5 separate regions of the Mus musculus genome follow, and all the other regions are linked to region 3. Evidence: chromatin loops called from intact Hi-C (ENCODE). Cell type or tissue: heart. All regions are shown on one strand. Region 1 holds the start of Caprin1 (cell cycle associated protein 1). Region 2 overlaps Abtb2 (ankyrin repeat and BTB (POZ) domain containing 2). Region 3 holds the start of Abtb2 (ankyrin repeat and BTB (POZ) domain containing 2). Region 4 overlaps Nat10 (N-acetyltransferase 10). Region 5 overlaps Abtb2 (ankyrin repeat and BTB (POZ) domain containing 2).

Evidence for each region. A loop is a pair of places that touch in the nucleus more often than their neighbours do. Peaks named below come from ENCODE experiments on the same cell type or tissue, not always from the same donor. Only the 100,000 strongest peaks of a DNase experiment are listed, where the experiment ranks them.
Region 1: a loop joins it to region 3, with 4 times the contacts of the local background. A loop is called at or near these places in 2 of 42 quality-filtered maps.
Region 2: it touches region 3 in a loop (7-fold over the local background); 38 of 42 quality-filtered maps call a loop at or near these places.
Region 4: a loop joins it to region 3, with 6 times the contacts of the local background. A loop is called at or near these places in 13 of 42 quality-filtered maps.
Region 5: a loop joins it to region 3, with 3 times the contacts of the local background. A loop is called at or near these places in 35 of 42 quality-filtered maps.

Annotation. Positions count from the first base shown.
Region 1 is chr2:103,794,677-103,799,676 of GRCm38, forward strand. It overlaps Caprin1 (cell cycle associated protein 1), which reads right to left and starts at 2,964. Exons shown (of 19, transcript NM_016739.3): 1 at 2,787-2,964; 2 at 2,055-2,264. The coding sequence starts at 2,264. In heart, CTCF peaks have their summits at 2,605 and 2,806; DNase peaks (open chromatin) are centred at 1,295, 1,805, 2,535 and 2,965; H3K4me3 peaks cover 3,927 bases; H3K27ac peaks cover 3,431 bases.
Region 2 is chr2:103,716,536-103,721,535 of GRCm38, forward strand. Abtb2 (ankyrin repeat and BTB (POZ) domain containing 2) reads left to right here. Exons shown (of 17, transcript NM_178890.3): 17 at 625-1,888. The coding sequence ends at 822. Nat10 (N-acetyltransferase 10) reads right to left here. Exons shown (of 29, transcript NM_153126.3): 29 at 4,723-5,000. Among named protein-coding and RNA genes, the nearest start is that of Nat10, 42 kb to the right of the region's middle. In heart, a CTCF peak has its summit at 2,591 (motif pointing left); a DNase peak (open chromatin) is centred at 2,586.
Region 3 is chr2:103,564,291-103,569,290 of GRCm38, forward strand. It overlaps Abtb2 (ankyrin repeat and BTB (POZ) domain containing 2), which reads left to right and starts at 2,020. Exons shown (of 17, transcript NM_178890.3): 1 at 2,020-3,319. The coding sequence starts at 2,437. In heart, CTCF peaks have their summits at 1,917 and 2,603; DNase peaks (open chromatin) are centred at 1,241, 1,951, 2,471 and 3,141; H3K4me3 peaks cover 4,453 bases; H3K27ac peaks cover 3,352 bases.
Region 4 is chr2:103,741,120-103,746,119 of GRCm38, forward strand. Nat10 (N-acetyltransferase 10) reads right to left here. Exons shown (of 29, transcript NM_153126.3): 9 at 3,167-3,300; 10 at 2,145-2,238; 11 at 1,925-2,023. Among named protein-coding and RNA genes, the nearest start is that of Nat10, 18 kb to the right of the region's middle. In heart, a CTCF peak has its summit at 3,021 (motif pointing left); a DNase peak (open chromatin) is centred at 2,592.
Region 5 is chr2:103,698,820-103,703,819 of GRCm38, forward strand. Abtb2 (ankyrin repeat and BTB (POZ) domain containing 2) reads left to right here. Exons shown (of 17, transcript NM_178890.3): 4 at 1,952-2,104; 5 at 3,437-3,602. Among named protein-coding and RNA genes, the nearest start is that of Nat10, 60 kb to the right of the region's middle. In heart, a CTCF peak has its summit at 1,906; a DNase peak (open chromatin) is centred at 3,875.

The sequences.
Region 1 (5,000 bases), 230 kb after region 3:
CATGGGGATAACCTCATTTTCTGTGTCTTGTTTTAAAATGCCCTTAAACACTTCAATCTGTCACCTCACAAATATAATGACTGCTACTCAACATTGCTCTTTAATAAACATATTTGAAGAATTTGCAACCACTAACATTGATACCTCAAATCATTAAAGCTCATGTCGGATCCTATTCTACAAGAAACTGAGTTCCCAGAAATTCCAAAAATTAAACCGTTTGGAGCAACAGCCTAACAACACTGCTTTATTGCATTAGGAAAATTTAAAGATACCCAAGTTAAACTCAATTTCACACAGGGTACCAAACACACGCAAGTATCAGAAAATGCTAGCAGGGTGTGGTGGCGCAAGCCTTTAGTCCCAGCACTTGGGAGGCAGAGGCAGGAGGATTTCTGAGTTAGAGGCGCCAGCCTGGTCTTCAGAGTGAGTTCCAGGACAGCCAGGGGTACACAGAGAAACCCTGTCTCAAAAAGAAAAAAAAGAAAAAAAAAGGAAATGCTGGCATGAAATTCCATATTTGAATGTAGCTTACAGTGCTTTCACTATTTTAATATTTCCTCTTTTCACTATTTAATAATTTAATACATTAAAATTTCTTATCAAAATAGCTAAAGTTTCATATCTTGTTCATGTATATTCACAATTTCAAATAAAGTCTGGGAAGTTTTAGTAATATGGCCACTCTTCAACACTGAAACAGAAAAAGTACAAAGGTGAATGTTTCAAACTCACTACTAAAAATGGGAAATCAGCAGATAAACCACAAGATTAAGATGTAAATAGCCTGGATTTTTCCAACTTACCTCCTACAGCTCAGATTTTTAGCCAATATCCTATCTCACTAATCTCCTCTAACTAGTTAAACAACTAACTAAACATCTTCATGGGAATTTTTCAAAATTTTAAAATATGCCCCGGCAGGCATAAGTTATCAAAAGTTACATTATACTTAATGTAAAAGGGCAAGTTAGAATAACAGTTCCAGGTAAATTGCCTCCATTTTCACTCTACCACCCCATGTTTGTCCCTTTCCACTACTTTTCTTAATCAGGGTAGAAATTTACTTCTACCCAGACTCTTCCTCTAAACTGTGTTGGTATACGGTCCTACACTAAACGCATAAAACAAAAAAGCCGGTTTAAGTAATCTAACAGTATGGTCCAGAATGGCTAAATATTAAAGCCAAAACAGTGTGGGTGTGGCTCGACTTTTTGGGAGGGGGGGCTAGGCGGGGCTGCTGCCTGGTCTCTGCCCTCCCCCTCTGCTTTCGCTTTGTGCTCACAATGCAGCTCCTGTACAGCGCTTCCCTCTCCCGCAGCCGCCGCCATGTTAGACACTCCATGTGCCCAGAGACCCAGAGGCAGTCTCCAGTCTAAACTAGATCCACCTCCGAAAGATCAAGGAAATCTCCCTGACCCTTTAGAATGCTGAAGCGGTAAAAAATAATAAATTAAAAAGAAAAGGTCATGGCAAAAAACAACAACAAAAAACACTCATTTAAAAACTACCTCGTGACTAGGCTGGGCGTGAGGTTCCAAGCACCCAGACAATCGAAACAAAGGGGGAAACGTAGGGAGCCCATCGGAAGGGGGCGGGGGTACCCAAGCAAAGGCCCGCTTAACTAGGACTTGACGGGACTGCAACCCTAGTTCAGGTCTAGACACATATCTTTTCTTGGGAAGAGAGCCATTCCACCAGCCCCCAGCCTAGGTACCAAAGGCAAACGCCACAGTTACAAGGCATGGACCGCTCAACTCCACGAGCAATCGGGCCGGGCACACTGTTTCTTCCCCTTGGCCTCCTTCAAAAGTCAGGCCTCAGTTTGGGAGCATACCCAGCAACGGGCCCACCACCCAAGCAACCGGTCACCAGGCGGAAAGGCCCCGCTCAGCCTGATGTGAGTAACCGAGGCCTAGAGGCAGCGCCGCGTTGGGGTCAGGTGACAGGCACCTCCCCGAGGCGCCCGTTTTCTGGGCAAGGAGCACCATCCACCGCCGGGACCGGTGTAGGGCTGGAGCCACGAGCCCTCCCTCTCCACTAACTCCTCGCACCTTTTTCTTCTCCAGGTTCCGAAGTTTCTTGTCGATTACGCCGAGAATCTGCTTCATGGCCTCGGTCTGGACGGCGCCGGTGCCGGTTGCCGGATGCTGAGAAGCCGGCGCAGCTGCCCCGGCCGCCGCCTCACTCCCGGAGGAACCGGACGGCGGCGGCGGTCCCGACGATTTGCTGCCGCTTCCGCTGTGGCTGGTGGCCGAGGGCATCTTTAGACCGAGAAGAGAGGAGAGGAAAAAAGCGGGAGGGAAGGACAAGACCAGCAAGTCAGGAGACGGACGGGGAGAGACGCGGGACAAAACGCGCAGCGGGCGGGCGGGCAGGCGGCTACGCGCGCGCGCGGTGGGGGGAGGGGGCGGCGCGCGCCGCCGGCAGGAAGGGGCCCACGGGCACGCGCGCGACCCGCCAGCGGGGCGCCGGGCCGCCCGCCCCTCCCCCCTCCCCGGGGCACCAAGCTCGCGCCGGGGGCGGGGCCTGGCACGGCCGCCGTCAACCGCCAGGGCAACGGTCCCCATCGGGGCAAGTGGCACCCGTTGCCTTGCGAGAACGAGAGGGACAAAGGTCAGGGCCAGGGGTGGAGAAGGGCACTTGGAGTGACCGGGTTGGGGGTGGGGGTGGGGAGGCCCTGAGCGAGCCCTCCCAGCCGCTCGGACCGCTCCGAAGGTAAAAAGGACACCCAGGTACAGCGGCCTTCTTCCCCTTCGGCGCCTTTGATCCGGGATGGCGCTCACCGTGCGCGCGCGGAGCCGCTGGACGTCTGGAGTGGGCAGCCGAGGGGGGCAAGGGTGGTGCTGCGTTGAGAACAGAGACGTGCGCTCCGTGGGCGCAGGCCGCTTCGCCCTGTCCCCGCGGCTCTGAGCTGCTCCTAGTGGGACAAGAGCCGGCGCGGGAGGGACTTAGCCAGCCAGCGCTCTGCAACGAGGGGGGGCGGGAGCAATAGGGAGCGAGGGCCTTCAAGCCGGTGAGGCTGCCCGACTGGAATGCCTGTCGAAAAAAGGTCACCGGACCGCGCCTCCCGTCGGGCCGTGTCCTCGGCGCCAGGTTCCTGTCCCTTTGCATATCTGGAAAGTACCCTCACGGAGACCGTTATCCCAGATCCTTGAGTTTTGAGTGAAACCTAAGCTGGGGTCCTTCAGGCGAAATCTCTTGACATCCTAACGGGGACAATGGGTGTCAAGCCTCAGGCTCTGGAGCTGAGGACTGCCCCTTGTAGAGCCCTTATTTGGTGGGAGTGGGGGTTGGAGGGGCAAAGGTTTCTGCAAGTAAGGGGTGCGTGGGGTGGGTGGTGCAATCCCAGCTTCTAGAATTCCTTCTGTATGGAGAGCATGCAAACTCACCCTAAAAGGTCTGAGAAAAGGCAACTTGCCACATAATAATTATACAATAACCTAGGCATGGAGAATGAACATCCTTCATGGCTTTTTGATCTCCTTAATTACCCCAGTCATGTTAAAAACCCGTCTTCTCCTACCCTGAGATAGATAAGTACGCCCTATCAGGAATTACTTATCTTTACCCGATTTGTTTAAGATTTTACCCAAAACTTTAAAGACTATGCAAGATGCCGGGAGGGGGTGCGAGGGGGGCACTTTTTTGTCCAGGAGAATTATTTGGGGGGCGGGGGGGTGGTCAAAGAGGGTGGATAACGAGTAAAAGGAAAAAATGAGTGATCTAGAGAAAGGTACTAAAAGGAATATGATCCGTGGAAAATTCAGCAACATGATGTATGAGAGCAGTAAATGACCAATTTATAATTTAAAATCCATGAAAAGGAAATTTAGAAGAGGGTTCTATCAAAGAATTAAAATGACTAACACTGGCTGGCACCAGTATATCCTGAGGGAGCCTGGAGAAACAGCAGCACCCCGTGGCCTTGAGATACTCACTCCACTTAACTGTAAAGTCTGTAATCTGTGCTTTTAAGTATTTATCGAGCACCTTATGGCATGCTAGGAAATCTGCAGTGCTAGAGATGGTGAACAAAACAGCTTTTTTTTTTTCACAGTGTTTGTATTGGGAGGTATGCACAAAAATAACAAACCAAAGGAAGAAAAAAAGGTGATGGGGAATGAAAACCTTCCTGGGTACTTCTGAGCCAGGACTGGAGGAAGCAAAGAGAGCTTAGAGGAGGACCTTTCTAGTAAAAGAAACACCATTGAGCAAGATCTGAGAGGAGCTTGGTTAGTGCTCCTGCCTTTAATCCAAGCACTGGAGAGGCAGAGACAGGCAGGCCTCTTAAGCTCAAGACTACTAGACTAGCCTAGTCTACCTAGTAAGTTCCAGACTGAACAAGAGTGACATAGGAGAATATGGCAAAACCTTAATGTGTTTCACAGTGGCTAGAAAGAGTAAGAAAGAAAGCCATAAGCCGGGCAGTGGTGGCGCACACCTTTAATCCCAGCACTTGGGAGGCAGAGGCAGGCAGATATTCTGAATTCAAGGCCAACCTGGTCTACAGAGTAAGTTCCAGGACAGCCAGGGCTGCACAGAGAAACCCTGTCTCGAAAAACCAAAAATAAAAAAGAAAGCCATAAAGGGGCCTGGCTTCGATATTTGCTGAGTGACATAGGGAATGTTAATTTCATCAAATGTGGTTTAAATCACTCTTACTGTCATGGCAGTGCAGGCCTTTAATCCCAGCACTGGGGAGGCAGGTGGATCTCTGAGTTTGAGGCCAGCCTGGTCTACCCAGAGAGTTCCAGGACAGCCAGGGCTATTACACAGAGAAACCCAGTCTCAGAAAGCCAAAAAGTAAATTTTTAAAACCACCCTTACTGCTGTATAAAGAGTTGTCAAGAAATGTGTACTAGAGATGAGAGGCTAAAATAAAACCAGAAGCCGAGAGACCAAGGAACAGACTGTGGGAATGAGCCAGCCCACTGTAGTACAGTGAAGCAGAAGCAATGCAGGCAGGCGGATTCATTGTACATTGTAACTGTAGAGCA
Region 2 (5,000 bases), 150 kb after region 3:
AGCAAGCTTGACAAGACTCACAGCATCCCACTCTCCTGGGACAACCCTCCCCCTTTCTGTAAAGCACTTCCCAGGACCAACCAGTCCCATGTCTTCATCAGATCATGTCCCCAGGCCTCAGGCATTCCCAGCTTTTACTGTCCACCTGTAGTCACCTGGCTGGTCTCATTAATTTCTCAGGTTTTATCCTCCTGCATGTTAGCTCCAGGAGAGTCTGAGAGGGACCTCCATGCCCTGCTCAGAGACAGACTGGAAGTGAATGCTTGATACTTTCTGCATTAGCATGGCTTTGGAGCATCGCCCATGATGCTCGTGAGCCTTGTGCTGGGCCGTGTGTAGTCACTGCCCTTAGGAAAAGAGCTGTTCAATAGCTATCATGTAACATAGGGGAGGGGAAGGGAAGGGGCCAGGGACTCATTAGTGTTCTTGGTGACACAACTGAGACTTGAACCAGGTACTCCCAGGAGGTACTCACACAGGGGAGGTGGCTTCAAGAGACAGACCGGGACATCTCCCCAGGTTTAAGCTGAGCCCTATTGTGAGTGGGTGAGTCGGTTAGGGCAGGTTTGGGGATGGAGAAGGCTATAGGAAGGCCACGGGCCTCACTTCCCTCTCTACCTGCAGATCCACAACGCCCCGGAGCTGGCCCTCTTCTGTGAAGGCTTCTTCCTCAAGCACATGAAGGCCCTGCTAGAGCAGGATGCCTTCCGGCAGCTCATCTATGGCCGAAGCAGCAAAGTCCAGGGCCTGGACCCACTGCAGGATCTGCAGAGCACCCTAGCAGAGCGAGTGCATTCTGTCTACGTCACCTCCCGGGTGTGAGGCAGGATGGAGGGGGACTGTTATCTGAGGGCGTGCAAAGGTCTGTTAAGGCCAGAAACCACCAGTGACACCCCCAGTGGAAGGAGGCTTGTAGGCTTTAGGGGTACTTCCTGCTCTTCCCCTAGATAACCAATCATCTGTGGTGTTGACCGACCCTTGGGTGAACAGAGTCCACTTCACTGTTGCTCAACCAGTAACTGGCAAGGGGGTGTAACATAGTTGCACCTTGAGGGCCACCCTGTGCCCTCTCCCCTCCAGTGGCTCAGCAGCAAGCTCACCTCAGCTCCAGCTCTCGCCATCCTGGCTGGACTGTTAGGGGCATGGGCATTCTTATGAATGTAGAAAATGGATCCTGAGCCCCAGGCCACTGGATGCAGTAGCTGGTATGCTTTGTTTTCCTAAACAGAGAAGAAAGGGTTTCCAAATCCTGTCCTCCAAGCTGTGCCTTTGAAAGGGCTGGTGAGGTGGCCCCTGTCTGTGAAGACTGGACCTCTAGTCGCCTGCCCCACGAGACTACTATGTTAGGAGTCTGAGCTCAGAGCTTCCGAGCTGATGATGGGCTACAGTACAGGAACTCAAGGACTTCCGCTCTTGCTGCTACAACTGGCAGCCAAAGTGAAGAGGTTGGTTCTAGGTCGGGCCTAGCTCTAATGTGTCTGCAGGCTGAGGCAGCAGAGTGCCTTCCAGTTAGGACAGGGGTGCAAGAGCACACTTGTCACCTGGGATCTGTGACTCTGGGGCATGAAGGACAAGGCCTCGGTGGAAGAGAAGCTATGTCCCCTCCCATCCTGTCCTCAGTCTTGGCTCCCCATCCTCTGGCCTGTTTGTGGACAGATGCTGGGACAGCATCAAGAACAGCTACCTTAGAAACTATTTATTCATCAGAAGCCCCCAGGGCTTGCAATCCTGGAAAGATATTTTCAACTTGCTGCTTGTGCGGGATGTACAAAGGAATGAATGGTATTTTATTGCTGTAATATTGTATAATACTGTAACTATACCTTAATGTTGTTACTTACTGTAAATGTGCTATGGTTTTATCAACAATAAACACTCATTAACATTGGCATTGGCATCTGCTCCTGGTAAAAGAAGATTGCCTAGGAGTTCAGAGTTGCAGAAGAGCCCCGCTGGACCATGGAGAACCCAGAGCTGAGTCTGTCCCACTGGGCAGGAAAACCCCACAGCAGAGCTACCATATACCTTGCCACTCACCTGTCTGGTATCACTCTGACTCTGTCCTCAGATTGGCCAATTTCTTCACCTGGGAAATGAGGCGCATGAAAATTTGATGTGCCAATGGGCTAGACAGAGCAGGACTCTCAGTGGGGAGGAGGCCCACCTATGGCTTTCTCTGGCCTTATGGCCCAGGCCCCTCCGTCAGGCTGAGATGAGGAAGGTCCTGAGGTTTACACACCTGTGCCAGCTCTACACTGCGTGGCCTGCCGAGAAGCACCAGGGAGATGCAGGAGCAGGCACTGAAGGGCAGCCTGGGCTAGGAATCTGGTAAATATACCACCCTCCTACCCCTAGTTCTTGTTAAGATCAGTGGGAGTGGCTACCATTTAAGTAGCATCCTGGAAAAGAATGTAGAGACTCCAGAAACCAGAGAGGCCCGTTTCCTAGCTCTTTTTGGGTAGAGGGCCGGCAGAATGGCTTGAACTTCACTCTGGGGCTCTGGACTCAGCAGTGAGGACATCCTGTGCATATTCTCTTCCACTGAGGCCCTGTCTTTCACGCCCCACAGTGCCCTCTGGGGGCCACAGGAAGGAGATGCAGTCCTCAGTACCACCATGTGAAGCAGCAGAGAGTGTCTGCCCTTTAAGGGTTTGTGTCTGACCACTCCACCTCCAGCAGAGCTGTTCCTAGCTGAAAAGGCAAGTCAGTTTACAACTGGCTCCAACCTGTTCCTCCGCAGGTGTTAGGATTAGATGAGGAGTTAGCCCCCTAGGCTCATATTAAACAGGTACTTTTAAACAAATATTTAATCATTTTTAAAATTTTTTAAAACATATAAGGGTACTTATGTGAAAAACTCGGTGTAAGCACATGCAGCCCCAGCCAGGACTGTGGGGGCCAGAGTCAGGGTCACTGTGGGGCTTGCTGGCTGCCAGCCTGGCTCCAGTTCAGTAAGAGACCCTCTCTCAAGGGAATAAAGTGGAGAATGACAGGAGCAGGAGACCCGGTGTCCTCTGGCCTGCGCGTGCGCGCACACACGCACACACACACACACACACACACACACACACACACACACTCTCACAAACACACACACACACACACACACACACACACACACACACACACTTCTGTGGGGGGAAAGCTAACTTTTCCTAGGACCTAACACTTATAGCAACAGGGGTGTTTGATCAGTTAGCCCAGGGCAGCAACTCAAGATCATGCGAGCCACTTCTAAGCTGTCAGGCTGTTGCTACTAGCAGCTAGACAAGAACAAAGTTGACTTTTTTTTTTAATTAGTATTGTCTTTATTTACATTTCAAAAAAGCTCCCTATACCCTCCCCCGCCCCCACCCACCCACTCACTCCCACTTCTTGGCCCTGGTGTTTCCCCTGTACTGGGGCATATAAAGTTCGCAAGACCTAGGGGCCTCTCTTCCCAATGATGGCCGACTAGGCCATCTTCTGATACATATGCAGCTAGAGACACGAGCTCTGGAAGACCAACGTGTGGATACTTCATTCCTCCTTAGAATAGGGAACAAAATACCCATGGAAGGAGTTACAGAGACAAAGCTTGGAGCTAAGACGAAAGGATGGACCATCTAGAGACTACCCCACCGGGGATCCATCCCATAATCAGCCACCAAACCCAGACACTATTGCATATGCCAGAAAGATTTTGCTCAAAGTTGACTTCTTATAGGAGTCCTTGGGTCACAAAGGCTGGATGTATTAGCAATGAACCCAAGGACAGCAGACAAGGCAGTTATACATCAGGGCTAGGGTCTGAGACCCCTGTAGCAACTTGGAAGCCACCAGGGTTAGTCCAGGGCCACCAAGGTAAACACTAGGCACTAAGGCTTCTGGCCTTCCCTGGTTCCTTCCAGTCTCTCCTGATGCTGTGCTCTCTACACTAAACAAGAGTTCCTTTCTTCATAAGAGTCCCCTATGTAGACAAAGGATTGGCAAACCAGAAAGTTCCCAGAGATCGTGCCCCCTTCTCCCAGCCTCGGTGCACACACGCAGTTGGTCACTCCAGCATCCTCTGGGATTGTCAAGACCAGATGAGCAGTGAGAACAGGTTGACACTAGCCCCTTATAGCTTAGGGGTGAGGAGACCATGAAGGAACCCCCTTTGTTCCCCATCCTGGTAACCTATGCAGAGCTGGCCCATCTGACTTCACTTTGAATGTGACTTCTCCTGAGACAGAAGAGCCTCACCATCTGGGGGCCAGATGGTGAGGTCTGAAGGAGGCATGCCCTTTCAGGTTTGAAGGAGAGACAACACACTGAGACCTGTGCAGGAGGACATGGTTTGAAAAGGACCTTGACTGCACACAGTGGCCATCCTGGTCAGGTTGAGAAGCCCAAAGACAGTTATTACTTTGTGAGCACCTCCAACTGCAAAGCACAGGCTGTGTAACCCACGTGAGTCTGGCCAGCTCGGGCTTATTCTAGAATATGGCCAGGCCCGCGTCATTCCATCATCCTGGAGCCACTATCACTGAGCAGCACCTGTGGTTAGACCTGGAGAGCAATGGAAATGCAGACTGGGTCCACTGTTGTAAGTCAGGCACTGGTCTAAGCAGCACCTGCTCTTTTTCACCCACTGTTCCTCATGGCTGGGGGATGTGGGTGCCTTCACTACTACTTGTGATCCCCCAAGGTAAAGCCACATTACTTTGTTATAACCGATTTTATAGGCACTGCAGGCAAATGGTCCTTCCAAGACATCATTTATTAAAAATATTCTCTCTCCCCTCATTTTTGTAGTAAGAGTCTTTCTCGATAGTCTCTCCCAAATGAAGAGGCAACCAAAAGGCATCTGGGGCTCAGATGTTGCAGCCTACCTAAGCCTTTCCTGGGACGCTGAGGACAGCAGACCTGCCGCAGGCAGACATAGAAGGGAGGAGCAGGAGAGGTCCTGCTGACCCAGCCTCAGTGTCGGGACAGGTCTGCAGTGAGGCAGCGTGTGCCTCCAGAAAGCCGTGTGCTGG
Region 3 (5,000 bases):
CCAATGCTTTAAATTAACTTCTAAATTAAAAACCTAAGTATGTTCTATAGCTTGTGAATGGTTGATGTATCTTCTAAGTATCGTTTAATGTACAGAGCTGCTCTTTCTTCCCTCGATTTTCTTGCTATCTCTTAAAGAAATCCAGTTATTTGTCTAGGACCCTTGTGGGGCAGTTTAACACCCATGAAAGTCCGGGATTTCATTCTTGGTGTGTTTCTCTTTTTATCCTCTTTTTGGGGTTTTGTCAAAACCCAGGCTGGCTTCAAGTCAGCCCTCCTGCTTATCTCCTCGGTCCTGAGGTTACAGATATGAATAACCACATCTATATCCAAATTGGGCATGTTTATCTTTACATTTTAAGTCATCATGTGATTTAAATACACCAATACAAATATCCCATATTTTGTGTAAGAAGCACTCCAAATCACCTTTTTAGTTAATGTACCTTCCCAGTCAGCCTTTTGAAGAAAATGAACAAAGAAAAAAAAAAATTACTTCCTCTGGATATCCACTAGAGGACGATATTTCCTTTATTATATTTCTCATAATGGGTATTAAATCCATCAAACGGTTTTTCGTGTTTTCTGACAAGTTGAACCTCTAATTTAACTTCTAATTTCGCCTCTATAAAATGTGACTCTGTTAATTTGATGACTTATGCCTTGCACAGTACTTCCGTCCTTGACTCTGTTTCCAATTCTATGGCATCAGGAGGCAACGTCTCATGTACCCCAGGAAAGGAAAAAATTAAGTAAAACTGCCAAATAAAAAATCGCTTTATGGGGAAAGGGATCATTAATTTAAGGAAAGAGACAAACCAGACTTTTCTAGTTCGTATCCAACTCACGGCCCAAGGTCAGAACTGTAAAGTACAGCACAAAGGAGCTATTCAGGAGCTGGCGAAGAGGACTTGGGACGAACGTTGTGCACAATCCGCGCTTTGATTTTGCAGTCCTGCTGGAGGGGGGCTGGTGCACGCTTGTGCACGTGCGTGTGAATAGTTATGGAGGAGCAGCTGGTCCTCCGAGAGCTGGGCGTGGATCTATGCAATCAGTAGCTCTCTAGCGAGCCGCTTGGGGTGCACCTGGGCGCTACTGGAAGGACAGCAATTCACTGTACCCAGGAGGCACCGAGTCCCGAGGGGGAAGAAGACCTGCGGACCCGCACATCATGCCAGCAAGTCCTTAAAAGGGAACACCTGCATGCACGAGGTGTTCAGCGCAGGTCCTCGTTTTTCATCTGGTTCCTTGCAGGCACTCCCTCCCACCTTGGACAAAAAGGATCCGCCTGATAGTACACCGGTAGGAGGAAAGCCGTTCATTCTTTAGGTTTGGACTCCCACCTCCTAGATAATCCTTGGAAAACAGTGGACTGTAACAGTGGATACAGGGGTGTGATCACAGGCCTCTGAGTGCCGGGCTATTTTCAGGTCCCAGTTTAAGATAGTCTGTTTCGATTGGAGCCTAAAGTCAATATAAACAAAACTAGATAGATCTGAGAAGAGAAGCAGAGGTGCTCCCCTGCCCTCCAAACATAAATAGCTTTTCATTTCTCAAAAGAGAAGGAGGAGGGGCTTGGTAGAAAGTCGACAAGAAAGGTGAGTCGGGTCTCCTCCCAGTTTTCTTTTCCTACTGCCCTGGGCTGGGTGCTCACAGCTTTACAAGGAGCTGCCTGCCTAAGTCTAAAGCATAGAAGGCGGGAAAGGGACAGCACATAGGGGCTTTTCCTTTTCGTTTATCTTTTAATCCTCAGCGCTGGGGCCTGTTTTCGGGTTCCCCCGGCTTTCTGGGTCTCTGCGCCCCACCTCCTTGCCAGCTCGCTCGCTTGTTCTCCCCACCCAACCCCCTCAGCCATACCCACCCGCTACACCCCATTCTCGGTGATTTGCATATTTCCCGCCCCTCTCGGAAACCATTGGCATAGCCCTTGCCCGGCGTGGCTGATGATTGGTGAACCGCCCGGGTGTATTTGCATGCGGGCCGCTCCAGAGGACCTATCTGTGTCTGTAACCCGCGCCCCGTAGAAGTTTGTGGAGCGCTTTCTCAGCGGCTGGTCCCAGACGGACCTCGGGCGCCTCGCTCTTCGGTGGCCGCCCCGTTTTCTCGGGATTCTTTCTGTGGTGATGGACTCTCCGGACGCTCTGTAAGGGAAGCTGAGAGCTGGCGGCGCGAGTTCAGAGGAGGAGGGCTGGGAAGTCCGTTCGCTGACAGCGGCGCGACTGAACGCGGACGGCGTCGGGCTCCGGCCGGCTGAGAGCTTCGCCTACCTTCCCGCGGCCTGTGCGCGGGCGATGCTGCGGCCCCGAGGCGCGGCGCGGCGAGCACGGAGGGCGCCTCCGAGAGCCTAGAGCTGGTTTCCGCCCCCTTCCCCCGGGGCAAGTGGGCATGGAACAGTGAGAGCCCCTCGCTCGGCGAGGCCGCGCGCGGAGGCTCCCCCATGGCCGGGACATACAGCTCCACATTGAAGACTCTGGAGGACTTGACCTTGGACTCCGGGTATGGGGCCGGCGACTCCTGCCGCTCGCTCAGCCTTTCGTCTTCCAAGTCCAACTCGCAGGCGCTCAACTCTTCGGCGCAGCAGCACCGCGGGGCGGCCTGGTGGTGCTACTCCGGCTCCATGAACAGCCGCCACAACAGCTGGGACACGGTGAACACAGTGCTGCCCGAGGATCCCGAAGTGGCCGACCTCTTCTCCCGCTGCCCGCGGCTCCCGGAGCTGGAGGAGTTCCCTTGGACCGAGGGAGACGTGGCCCGGGTGCTCCGCAAAAGCGTCGGCGGCCGGAGGCTGCCCTCGTTCTCCGCCGAGGCTGTGAGACGCTTGGCCGGACTCCTCCGCCGGGCGCTCATCCGCGTGGCCCGGGAGGCGCAGCGCCTTAGCGTGCTGCACGCTAAGTGCACCCGCTTCGAGGTGCAGAGTGCGGTGCGCCTGGTGCACAGCTGGGCGCTGGCCGAGAGCTGCGCACTGGCAGCGGTCAAGGCGTTGTCCCTCTACAGCATGAGCGCTGGGGATGGGCTGCGCCGCGGCAAGTCGGCGCGCTGCGGCCTCACTTTCTCCGTGGGCCGCTTCTTCCGTTGGATGGTGGACACTCGCATCTCCGTGCGCATCCATGAGTACGCGGCCATCTCGCTAACGGCTTGCATGGAGAACCTGGTGGAGGAGATCCGGGCCAGGGTGCTGGCGAGCCAGAGCCCAGATGGCGGAGGGGCAGGAGGTGGAGAGGTATCCGCTGAGGCCTTGGAGATGGTCATCAACAACGACGCCGAGCTCTGGGGAGTCCTGCAACCCTATGAGCATCTCATCTGTGGCAAGAACGCCAATGGTAAGCACGAGGGGGGTGTGGGTGAAGGGAACCTTGACCTACAGGCTGGGTGGGCCACCCCAGGAGTGGATTTTCTTAGGAGCAAGCTGTGAAGTGAACCACCGGAATTCTGGGAGAATTCTTAAGTGGAAATCTTGTCAAAGGTTGTTTTAGGTGTCTAACTTTTGAGGATAAAGTTGTGGTTAGTGTTCTGTTGACTGTACACTAATTGAGTGAGAATGGGTGCGTGGACCAAACTACTCCTGAACCCTCTAAAGTGAGTCTTGCTGCCCTGCTACGGTTTTCCCTGTTAGTTGGATCTCTAGGAGTCTATTTTCACCTCACCATAGGTAGATTGTGGTTCTTCTGGTGTTGTCTCAGCACTGTGGCAGCAAGCAGCCCAGGGGTCTGTACTCTCAACACCTGAGCCTTGGATAAATGGGATGGGTAGATTAGAATGGAGAGCCCAGTTTCTGGTGCTGCACCCTGGGCTTAATGGTGCTCATAGTCAGGCCTCTTGACAGGAGGTGGAGGGAGAGCTCCCAGCTCTTAATACTATGTGCCCAGAGGTGAGGGAAACCAGAGACTCTTGAGTCTGCTTCCCAGAAAGAGCCACACGCTGGCTTCTGGGGCTGAATTTTCCAGCTGTCATTAGCCAAGTAAGCATTTGATTAAAACCTCATGTTAAATTAAATGCACAACCTTTTAGGCTTTCCTGAAAGGAAAGATGACAGGCTCAGTAAACCGCATTATGGGAATGGAGTGTGGGGGATGGGCAGCTGCACGGCGCGGAGTCTAGAAAACTAAGCACTGGGTAGCTGCACCCCAACTGAAGGCATTGCAAGGCTTCAGAGCCAAGGGTGAAAACAAAGCACTTGCCGTTTGCTATGGCAGTTTAGAGCACGACATGCATTCAACAGCAGACTGCTTATCTGACACCAGCTTCAGGGGTGGCCACCATGTATTATTTAAGATGGACCAACCTTATGGTCCAATTGGAAGGGTCACTTTGTGTGCAGCTTTCAGTGGCAAATAAGCAGGTAATGGAGGAGACCAGGTGGATCCTGGAAAGGGAGAAAAGTCAAATTAGACGTGGCTTAACATACTCATGGTAGCTAAACTTTAGAACAATGTGGCTTAACATACTCTGGATAGCAAAATTTAGAACGATAAAATGTAGAATACCAGTAATAGTCACTGTACTTAGCACTCTGTATATGATGACCACTTTTATAAACTAGCCAGTGTCTATTGGCAGTGTGAAACTGTGAACTGTGTGTTTAGGTTTCTGTCCCCATTTTCTGCATACAACCCCTAAAATTCCTGGAATCTCCAAAATGAAAATATATTCTTGTATGGCAATGACTAAGTAAGAGCTTGCTACCTGTAGGTAGTTTCAGGGTGGGGATTAGTCACCAGAAAGAATAAAGCAGTCTTTAAAGGGTTAGTACCTTCTGACTTCTATCCCCAGCCTCCCACAAGAGGGGTGAGGCAAGACAGAAGGTTAAATTGATGATCAATCAATGGCCAAGATTCTAATCAATCATGCATGTATAATAAAGTCTTCATAAACAAAAAAACAAACTTCAAGAGGAGAAGTTTCCTGGTGCTTCTGGGTAGCTGAACACCAGAAGGACAAGGGACTCACCTTCCTTCTTATGTTGTCCTGTGGGGGTCTTCACCTGTGGCCTTGTAACCTTTA
Region 4 (5,000 bases), 180 kb after region 3:
GCAGGAGGATCGGACACTGGCCTGGGGCTACACAGTGAATTAAACTAAGGCCAGTCTGGGTTACTCAGGGAGACTGGCTCAAACCAAACCAAACAGCAGCAACAAAAACAGCTGTGATGGTTCATACCTGTAATCAGTACACTTAGGGAGCTGAGACAGGAGGACAGTGAACTGGAAGACAAAACTAAAACTCAGGAGTTTACTGCACTGTACCCAGCATGAATGAGACTTAAAAACCCAAACCAAAAAGTGATATGAAGGTAGCAAATTTTGTAAAGGAGAATTTGGGGAAATCCCAGGAAACTAGACAGCTACACAGCTAGGTCTAAAGCTCAGCAATTCTATACTTGTCCTAGAAAACAAACACAAATTGTAGCACCTCATTTGACACTTGAAAGTACATCAACCTGACCTGCAAGCCTCAGTCTAGAGATGTGGCAAGCAGATGCAGACTGGAAAGGCGGGCAGCTGGAGGGCAGTATGGCATGCCTGCTCATAGGCACAAACACAGCCAGAGCACAGCCTCAGTACTGCTGGTTCCAGCGGGAACACTGGCCACGCACAGTCTGGTCTCGGGGCTTTTCTACGGGTCTGAAGCGTTAGTAAGAAAGCAAGCAAGACTGGGCTGATCTGGAGGTGACGGGGCGGGGGGGAGGGGGGGGAGATCTGCCTTACTTGCTTCTGGTCACAAATCTTTCATGGGACCCCACAACTTGATTCTTAACTAAATAAGCATTTCAAAAAATTACAGAAAGCAGCCACCAGGAAGCAGGCTGGCTTTAACTCAATACTCTTCTCAATTTCCAGGCTAGAAGGACACACTTTCTCAGAGCCAATACCCTGCCCTAGCCCCAAGACCCACCCCACACTAGCTGCAGTCCCCCCTGTCCCCAGCTGAGAGAATCAGGCAGCAGTGAGCTGAAAGGGCAGAAGGAGGAGACTAGAAAAAGACCCAGGGGCTTCAGAGATGGCTCAGCAGTAAGGAGCACTGACTGTTCCTCCATGGGACCCAGGTTCACTTCGAGCATCCACACTGGTGGCTCACAACTATTTCTAACTCCAGTTCCAGGGATCCCGTGCCTTCTTCTGCTCTTAAAGGGCAACAGACATGTATGTGGTACAAAGACACACATGCAGTCAAATACCCACACACAGAATTTTTAAAGGGGGGGGGAGGGTATCTAATAAAACTAACAGAGACTCCAGGGTAAAGGCGAAAGGCATAAACAGTGGTGGTGTCACCATCTGCCTTCGTATGCCGTGACAGAGCCACCCAGTGCCACTGCAGGCATAAGATTCAAGGATCATAAACTGCCAAGTTTACTAGGCTCGCTCACTTCCCATTCCAATCTAATGTCAAAAGCAATCAATGAATCTGTCCAGCAAGAGCCAGTGAGCCTTGTGCCTCTGCAATCCTGTCGCATGAGCCTCACAGAGACTGAGCAACACTGAGGCCTTCAGAAACTGGGCTTACAGAGATCTGTGGAGCTTTCCAGGAAATGTTGTTTAAAAGAGAAATAGGACATCAGCAAAACACAACGAGCCCCAGCACATTCTGCAAAGCTCTTTTCCTTTGAAATGGTGATGTGATTGTTCCAGCTGCAGATGTAGGTCTCAAAACCCACAGTAACTCAGCAAACGTCAACTGATGAGAGCCACCTTTCCCACTCTTGGGCACACTCTCAATCCCACTCCTTTCACAGTCAGAGACAAACTTAACTTTTCAATCCAGTGACATCACTTCCCCCACAGTTGACCTGAATGCCATCCTCACTTGGTGCTGATAATCTGCAACACACCACCATTCTCACACACCACTGCTGGGCAGGGCAAACCAATCACACAAATGGGCAAACCCCACACAGCTAGGTCCACACAGCGCGATCCTGGCTGGCCTGCAGAGCAGGTCTGAGATGAGCCTCACCTGAATAGTCTGTCTGTGCTCTCGGAACACATTGACCCTGATCACCGCTTTATTAAACTCGGGGTTCAGCGACTGTACAATCTCATAATCCAGATGCTCCTGGTGAAGAAAGAGTCAAACCCATGACAAGTTTCAGAGTCACTACTGAGAAAGCAAGCATTCCACAGACCACTGGGCAGAACTCTAGCACTAAAGCACACAGTCTACACGACTTTCTTACCTGATACTGCAGAGCATCAAATCCTTTAAATACAAATTCAAACAGCGTGTGGAGGTTATCCGGGCTTGGGGAGGTAACAAAAATATTGGAATACCTGCAGAACAAAAGAAAAATGGGGGAGGTGGTTTAGAAATTAAGAGACTTAGAACATTCTAAAGAAGCAAATAAAATTAAGGAATCATTTTTGGCTGCTTCTGTCAACACAAATGATAACCAGAGACAACAGCAGGGTAAGGGAGGAACACTTTTTGGGAGAGGAGAAAAGCAACCAAGACCTGAGTACACACCTCTGCAAAACTGAGACAAATGGGTTATCGGTGTGCTAGTAGCAAGCCCTGACCCAGGGCTACTTCATCAGTGTCAAGGCATACTACAAGAATAGCTGTCCACATGCAGAACCCACACACAGCTGCCAAGCCAGTATCCTGACAGGAAGGGCAGCCTCACACTCATCACTAGCTAGGCTGAGGTTTCCAAATTATGAAGTCATGGAGCTATGTGGTGCTGGGGCCAAGGCCAAATCTCTGCCAGCAGCAACCTGCAGGAGGATCTTGGGTAATCCCCTGGGCCTTGGTTCATCCACATACAAAGTGCCCACAGACTCTGTAAGCATCACCAGGGAAGACGGCACAGGGAGGACAAAGTTGTAGGTCCATCATCTGAGTTGGCAAAGCACACACAGGCCAGAAAATAATACCTTACTGAAAACAAATAAGACCCATCACCAACCAAGGTCATAATGTATTTCACCTGTATTTGTGCAATCACCAAAGCTAGTCAGACACTCTCACGATGAGAGGTTTTCTTTGCATTTGTGTCTGTTCAACTTAAGAAGCAAACAAAAGAGCTCTGGTACTGCCTACAGTGCCTCCTAGTGGCCCAGGGGAGCAGTGCTGCAGCTTCCAGACAAATACCCATGATCCTGACAGAAGTTACATGGTGGACAGCCCTGATGAGGAACCAGAGACAACTCCACCAGGTGCCTGACTCAAATCCTGCACACTCCCATGTGGAACCCTTACCCGAATGCCACTGCTCCAGCGATAGCCAGGCCCAGGGCCGCAGACTTGCCCCTTCCTCGGGCAGCGGTGAGGGCTACAGTACTCCTTAGAGTCTTCTCCGAGATCCCCTCAATGAATTTCAAGACAGCTTTGGCCTGTACAAAGATAACATTATGCGAATGTCCAGAAAGGCTATGGGGTTGGCTCTTATCACCAGTCGTGGAGAGGTTAGGCTGACGTTGAGGATAACAAAAAGGGTATTAGTTCCTACAGGCCAGAAAGCCCTGCTTGGTGCCTATGTTTCTCATGCCTTGGTCGGCTCCTCAGCTTTGTCAAGACCCAAAGTACCCTCAAAGCTCTCAAGTTTCTATCTCCACTGTAGACCACCCCCCCACACACACACTTGTCATACCCTTAGGTAGGATTCCTATAAGATCCATTTACACACAGACATCTCAGACGTTAAGCTGATGTAAAACAGTTCTACCTACTAGCCTCCCCACCGGAGTTTAACTGTCCAACTCTGGGTTAAACATACCCTCCATTTTCTCACCCAACCCTGACTTTCTAGTACCTCCTTTTGGTGACACCTTCAAAACAGTCAAGCCATTCCTCACAGCCCTCTAATTCTGCTCACAGCCATATTCTCCTGTTCCAGCTAACTCCATCATAACAGCAAGCAGCTTCAGTTACTCTTCCTGCTTCAAGCCATATCACAGCACAGCCTGCAGTGAGCTCGGCAGCTAGAGAGCCTTCTATAAGCTTGGGATGCTACCACAGTGTGCTAAAAGCACACAAAGCTTTCTTTCCACTGTCACCAGCTCTCCTAGTGGCATTTAGTAATGTCTATCCCCCACGCCTACCTCCTTCTTGCTGCTAGCCCTACTGGCCTCCTTGCTGGTTCCTAACCCTAACCCAACCCACACTCCTGCCTTCAGCCTATGCAGCTGCTAACCATTCTGCCCAGGGACTCATTTCACAGCTCCTTGGAGGCTTTGCTCTACAATCTTTCACCCCCTTACCCGTGTCTCTGGAAGCATCATTCTGATGTGCCCACACCTCTAGACTTCCTTTCCTTTTTCTTTGCTCTGCACAGCTCTTTCCACTAAACCGATTTAGTGGAAGAAACTAATTTCCTCCACCCAGAATCTGAATCATCCTAAAAAGCAGAGGGGCTCTCAGCCTTTCTAATGCTGAGAGCTTGTAATACACTTGCTCGTGTTGTGGTGACCTCCAACCATAACACTGTAATTTTGCTACTGTTATGAATCGTAATGTAATATCTGATATGCAGGATATCTGCATGTATGAGACCCACAGGTTAAGACCCACTGCTATACAGTATGAGCTCTGAAGCAAGAACCTTGCTCACTGCCAAGCCTGGCACACAGCCAAGTACATGGCACCAAATGGGAACAACTTCTACATGGGAGCCACACTAGCAATCAGGCCAAACCTGGGTCCCCGATGAGATCTAAGGAGTGAAGGAAGCTGTGCCTGTCGTCCTGAGGAGCCAGTCTGGGTCTCAGGGCAGAAGCACTAAGATGAAGACCCAGCAGTCAGGAAGGCACTTCAGGACACCAAGCTCCTCAGATGAAACACCCGAGGGATCAAGTGTGATAACTCATCGGTCTTTGCTGAATGATATTTTACTTTTTAAATTTTAGGGAGAAGTTCCAAATGCTAATTAAAAATTACTAGACTGAAATATATCCTAAATTATTTATCTAAAGTGAAAGGGTAACATGAAAAAGACAAATATGCAAGTAATACAGACATGAGCAGACCTCATAACCAAAAGGGAAAACAAAACAGGAATAATCAATAATCATTTGCCTGCCTCTTTCATGATGAT
Region 5 (5,000 bases), 130 kb after region 3:
TGTCTCGGCCTCTAGCACACAAGGGAAAGAGAGTCTAGATACAAGCATGCTCTACGAAGAGAGAAGAACTCTACCCCTACTGCATTCTCTACCCAGTGAGCTGATGGGGCACCAAGGGAGGAGGAGGACGAGTAAGGATACCACCCGACAAGGACGTGTGCTTCCCGAACATCCCCTTGGAGCTTAGAGCAGCGGTTCCCCTCCTGTGGGTCACAACCTTCTGGCAACCCTCTATCTCCAAAAATACTTATATTACAATTCATAACAGTAGCAAAATCACAGTTATGAAGTAGCAACAAAAATAACTTAATGGTTGGGAGTCACCTGTATTAAAGGGAGGCAGCGTTAAGAAGATGGAGAGTCGCTGCTTTAGAGGATCTGGGAAATGCCCAGTTAGAGGTTTCATACCATAGCAGGGCTTGGCAATGCCTGCAGTCCCAGAATTCAGGAGGCTGAGGCAAGAGAAACACAAGTTAGGCCACCTGGGTTACATAGTGAGACACACACACACACACACACACACACACGGTTTAATGGCCACACTCTGCTCTTTGCTGTACAAATAGAAAATCATGAACAACCAGTTTTCAGTGTAATGATTTAAACAAAACCTTCTCTTGGGCTAAGGGCTAAGGACATCTGTGGAAGTCCCTCTGTACTGCCCTCCAGCCTTGTAAGAGTCGGAAATTTTACAGGTATTTGAGGGGGTTTCAAATGGATAATAATCAGGGTGGATCTTGCAGAAAGTGATAATTCATGAATGGTCATTTTTTTCTTTCTAGATTACACAAGTTTCCCCAAATAGTCCCACTTCCTATATGAATCAACACCATGCCCTTGAAAACGAGACACATCATCATCATTATTATTTTTTGAGACAAGACTCCTGTAGCCTAGGCTAGCCTCAAACTCGATTTATAGTCAAGGGTGGCCTTGAACTCCTGCCTTCATCTCTCAAGTGCAGGGCTTACAGATATATGCCACCACCCTTGGCTTCAGGTGTCATAGATTGATGTCATTCTTTTCTCAGCAGAAACATGACTTGGTCCGTGTAAAAACCTGCATCTGTTAATGCTAAGTAACAGGTGCTAATTCATGGTTTTAGTCTGTCAACAAACATTTATTGAAAACTGTAGCGGTGAATTAGTTAACTGCTTTGACTCCGGTGGGTTGCATGCATGCTGCACCTGCCCAGGAGCCCTCTGGATTCATGAATGGAAGAACACATGCCAGCTGACTTTGATAAGCCTTGACTAGCTCTGTAGCTGGGCACTTCTAATCCTCCCTGCGACTAGCATACACTTCCCTCCTGTGTTCCTGGCTTAACATCTTCTAGATCTATGTTTTATCTTTGCTGCCCTGTTACCTTCTGGGCAGTGTCCCCCAACCCCCAATAAGGTCACTTTCCCTTTCCAACTACATTGCTGGATGGTTTTCTTCTGCTGCTCTTAAATCTGACCCCTCTCCCTCCAAGTCATGAGGATTCTCCTCTTTGGTCCCTTTCCTGCACAATCTAAAAGTCCCGCCTCAGTCTTTATGCCCAGCCGTTAGCTGTGTGGCAATTCTTTACTATCAATCAAAGCCAGCTGGAGGCAGGGGCCCTCAGGTCCAGAAGCACGGCTTTTAGGAGCTGAAATAAGACAAAGCATTAGAACCAATTCTCAACAGAAAACCTGTTGGGTCAGGCCCTGTGCTAAGAAATGAGAAAGGCATCGTTCCTGGCCTTAGGCCATTCGGGATGATGGGACACACGCCATGCTGGAATAGAGTTCTAGGGGCTGTTATAGTAGGCCTGAGAGGTTGGGTGGAGAGAGGTAGTATTGGCACTGTCCTTTCATGGATAAAGCAGCGCGTCTTGCAAGGCTACTTTCTGAGACTGTGTGCTAAGGGGCCCCCTTCTGTGTGCAGGGAACACTGCACCCAGACCTGACCTCTCTCTGCTTCCCCACAGGCCCTTCATGCTGCTGCCACCGCTGATGGAGTGGATGCGGGTTGCAATCACCTATGCAGAACACCGTCGCAGCCCCACTGTGGACAGTGGCGATATCCGGCAGGCAGCCCGGCTACTGCTGCCAGGCCTGGACTGTGAGCCCCGGCAACTCAAGTATGGAGCCCAAAAGAAGTGGGGAGGGGTACAACTTCTCTGTCCCATCACCTATAACACCTCTCTGCTATCTGCTTCTTCTAGTGGCTGGGTGGGCATCAGAGCAAGGCTGTAGGGCACCTGAGTTACATTAAGTATCGTTCAAAAGTTCATATCCCCCATAGCCAAGTGGGGGAAGAGGTTTGTTCTAGGCTTTGTCTGTAATTGCTGTAGTGCTACCCAGCACATACACACCTTTGACTTTGGGCTGGAGTGCACATGGAGTGCGAGTTTGGGGTCCTGGCTGGGGAGGCTCTTTCATTCACTGTGGTTTTCTTGTATCAAACCCTGTGCTGAGCTCTTCTGCCTTGTGCCTGTATCTCAGCCATCATGACAACTTTAAAGAGGGCTCTAGTGCCCTGTAACAAATGAAGAGACTGCAGGTCAGAGAGGAACAGCAGCTTGTCTGCAGAGGTGCCTAAATTTAAGATCATCATGTTCCTTCCCACAGTAACCCCTCCTGTAGACAGGACTGCTGCAGAAGCTGTTCATGGGCCTGCTCCTGCTGGCCAGCCCTAGCCTGGCCTGGCCTGAGGGCTGCTTGAATTTCTGTTTCCTGACGGTGCCCAAACCATACTATAGACATGAATTTTACAAACTTTGACCTAATTCAAAGATTCAGGTAGGAGCTTTTAGGATGCTGTGGTGTGCCCTGTGTAGGTACAGATTTTGTCTATAATGGTTCTTAGTTGAGTTGATTGTTCATAGGATTCTGATTCTCTTCCTGCCTTGTCCTTGATAATTTGGGGTTTTACTGGGCAACCTGAAGAGACAAAGGGAAAATCTAGGCATTGGCAGCAATGCCTACTTCACCACCTGAAGGTCAGCCTGCTTATGCAAGCACTATGCAGTGGCCAAATGCTAAGGCCCAGGCCCGGGCACCAGCCCTGGTCAGCTTTCTCCTCCTCAAGGGAGTCAGAGAATTTGTTCCAACAGTTGACAGATCTCAAGCGCTCAGTCCACTGCATTAGTCCATGTGTAGGAGGCCGAGCTTTGTCCTTTCTATGGCAGAGGTTCTCCACCTAACCACTTTGCTATCTCCAAAGAGTTTACATTATGACTCATAACAGTAAGCCAAATTACACTTAGGGAGTAGCAGTGAAAGTAATTTTATGGTTGGGGTCACCATAACATGAGAGTCTGTAAAGGGCCGCATCAGGAAGGTTGAGAATCACTGCCCCAGGGCAAGACCAGAGCAAGACCAGCCATAGCTGACCCCTTCACAATTCAGCCAGACCCACTGTGCTGTGTGTCACAGTCACACTCACACACCTCTTGGTCTCTCCTGTGCAGACCCGAGTGCTGCTTCAGTTCCTTCCGGAGGCTGGATGCTCGAGCTGCTACTGAACGCTTCAACCAGGACCTGGGCTTCCGCATGCTCAACTGTGGGAGAACAGACCTCATCAGCCAGGCCATCGAGGCCCTGGGCCCGGATGGGGTGAACACAATGGATGACCAGGTACCTTCTGCGGACTCTTCTAGGCCAGGCATAGAGAACTATGCTAGGGTGGGAGAAGCAGTCACAGTCCCTGTATCCTGAGCCTGACTGGGGCTTGCTCAGTCAGCTCTGGGCCTCAAGATCCTGACAGGTGGCCAGTCTGGGTCCCCCAAACCTCCTGGACAACTATGGTAGTGTGGGCTCTGTTTCCCTGGTTGGAAGGCCAGCAGCTATCCTAGATGAGGCCGGGCTGAGGAAGAATCCAGTGAAGGCTTGGACTGTAGACTCGGCAGCAAGCCGTGGGACATAATCACTGGCATGTGAACGGGACTGTGTGCCAGCCACTCACAAGCTCCAGAGAAACCAGGACTCGGGGTGACACTGGTAAAGCGAGAGTAAGAAGCAAGCACCTAAGCCTATCGACCACCTAAGGCCAAGTGCAGCTGGAGTCAACAGCACACGGCAGCTGTAGCAGGAGGATCAGGAGTTCAAGGCCAGCTTCAGCTACATAGTGAATTCAGGGCCAGTCTGGACTACAAAGTGAGCTCCTGTCACAATAAAACTGAACGCTAAGCATCTAGTTCATTGGTAGAGTATTTGCCTAACATGTGCAAGGCCCCTGGTTCAGTTTCCAGCACCAAAAGAAAGAGGAGGAGGAGGAAGAGGAAGAGGAAGAAGAAGAAGAGGAGGAGGAGGGCAAACACAGAAAACAAAGAAAGAGCACATTGATGAGAAGTACCAAGAAGCAAAATGAAGGGGAAGAGGGCAGGAAATACTGGGGTGAACCCTGATTTACAGAAGAAACTATGAAGGCGCCTGCACAGTCAGAAGACTGCAGCGCACACCCGCTGTGGAATGTTTGGGTGACTCTGTTTGATCAGTTACTATGTCCCAAATGATACTGTGTGGTTTGGAAGCCTATCCAAAAGCCTGGGGACAGCCAGGCTGCCATGGAGGGTCACGGCCCGTGTCTTACGCCATGACAGTGCAGCCCAGAGACTGGAGCAGCAGATGAAGCGTGAGGCCAGGAGTGCTTTGTGGGGCTGAAACTGAGCCTGAGGGAGGGTGGGGTTGGGTGCAGCAGAACAGGAAAGAGGGTGAGGCAGCTGCCAGCGAGTGTGGCCAGGCCAGGCTGAGGAGCCACAGAGCGAGGAGTGTCTGCACAGTGGAGAACCTCAGGCTGGTGTCGGTCGCATGCAGGCACAGATGCAAGGCCTCTGTGGGAGCCTTCTTCCCAGTGGGTGTTCGCTTCCTCGGGGCCTGCAGTGTTGAAGCCCAGGCACTTACAGTTCACACTGTTGAAGGCTTTAGTCTACCACATCACAGCTGAGGTATCTTGACAAGATACCCTGCCACCAAAGGGACCTTGCTTTCCTTTCCTCAGTGCCTGCGTGTAGAGCAGTTGGTGGGATCTTCCAT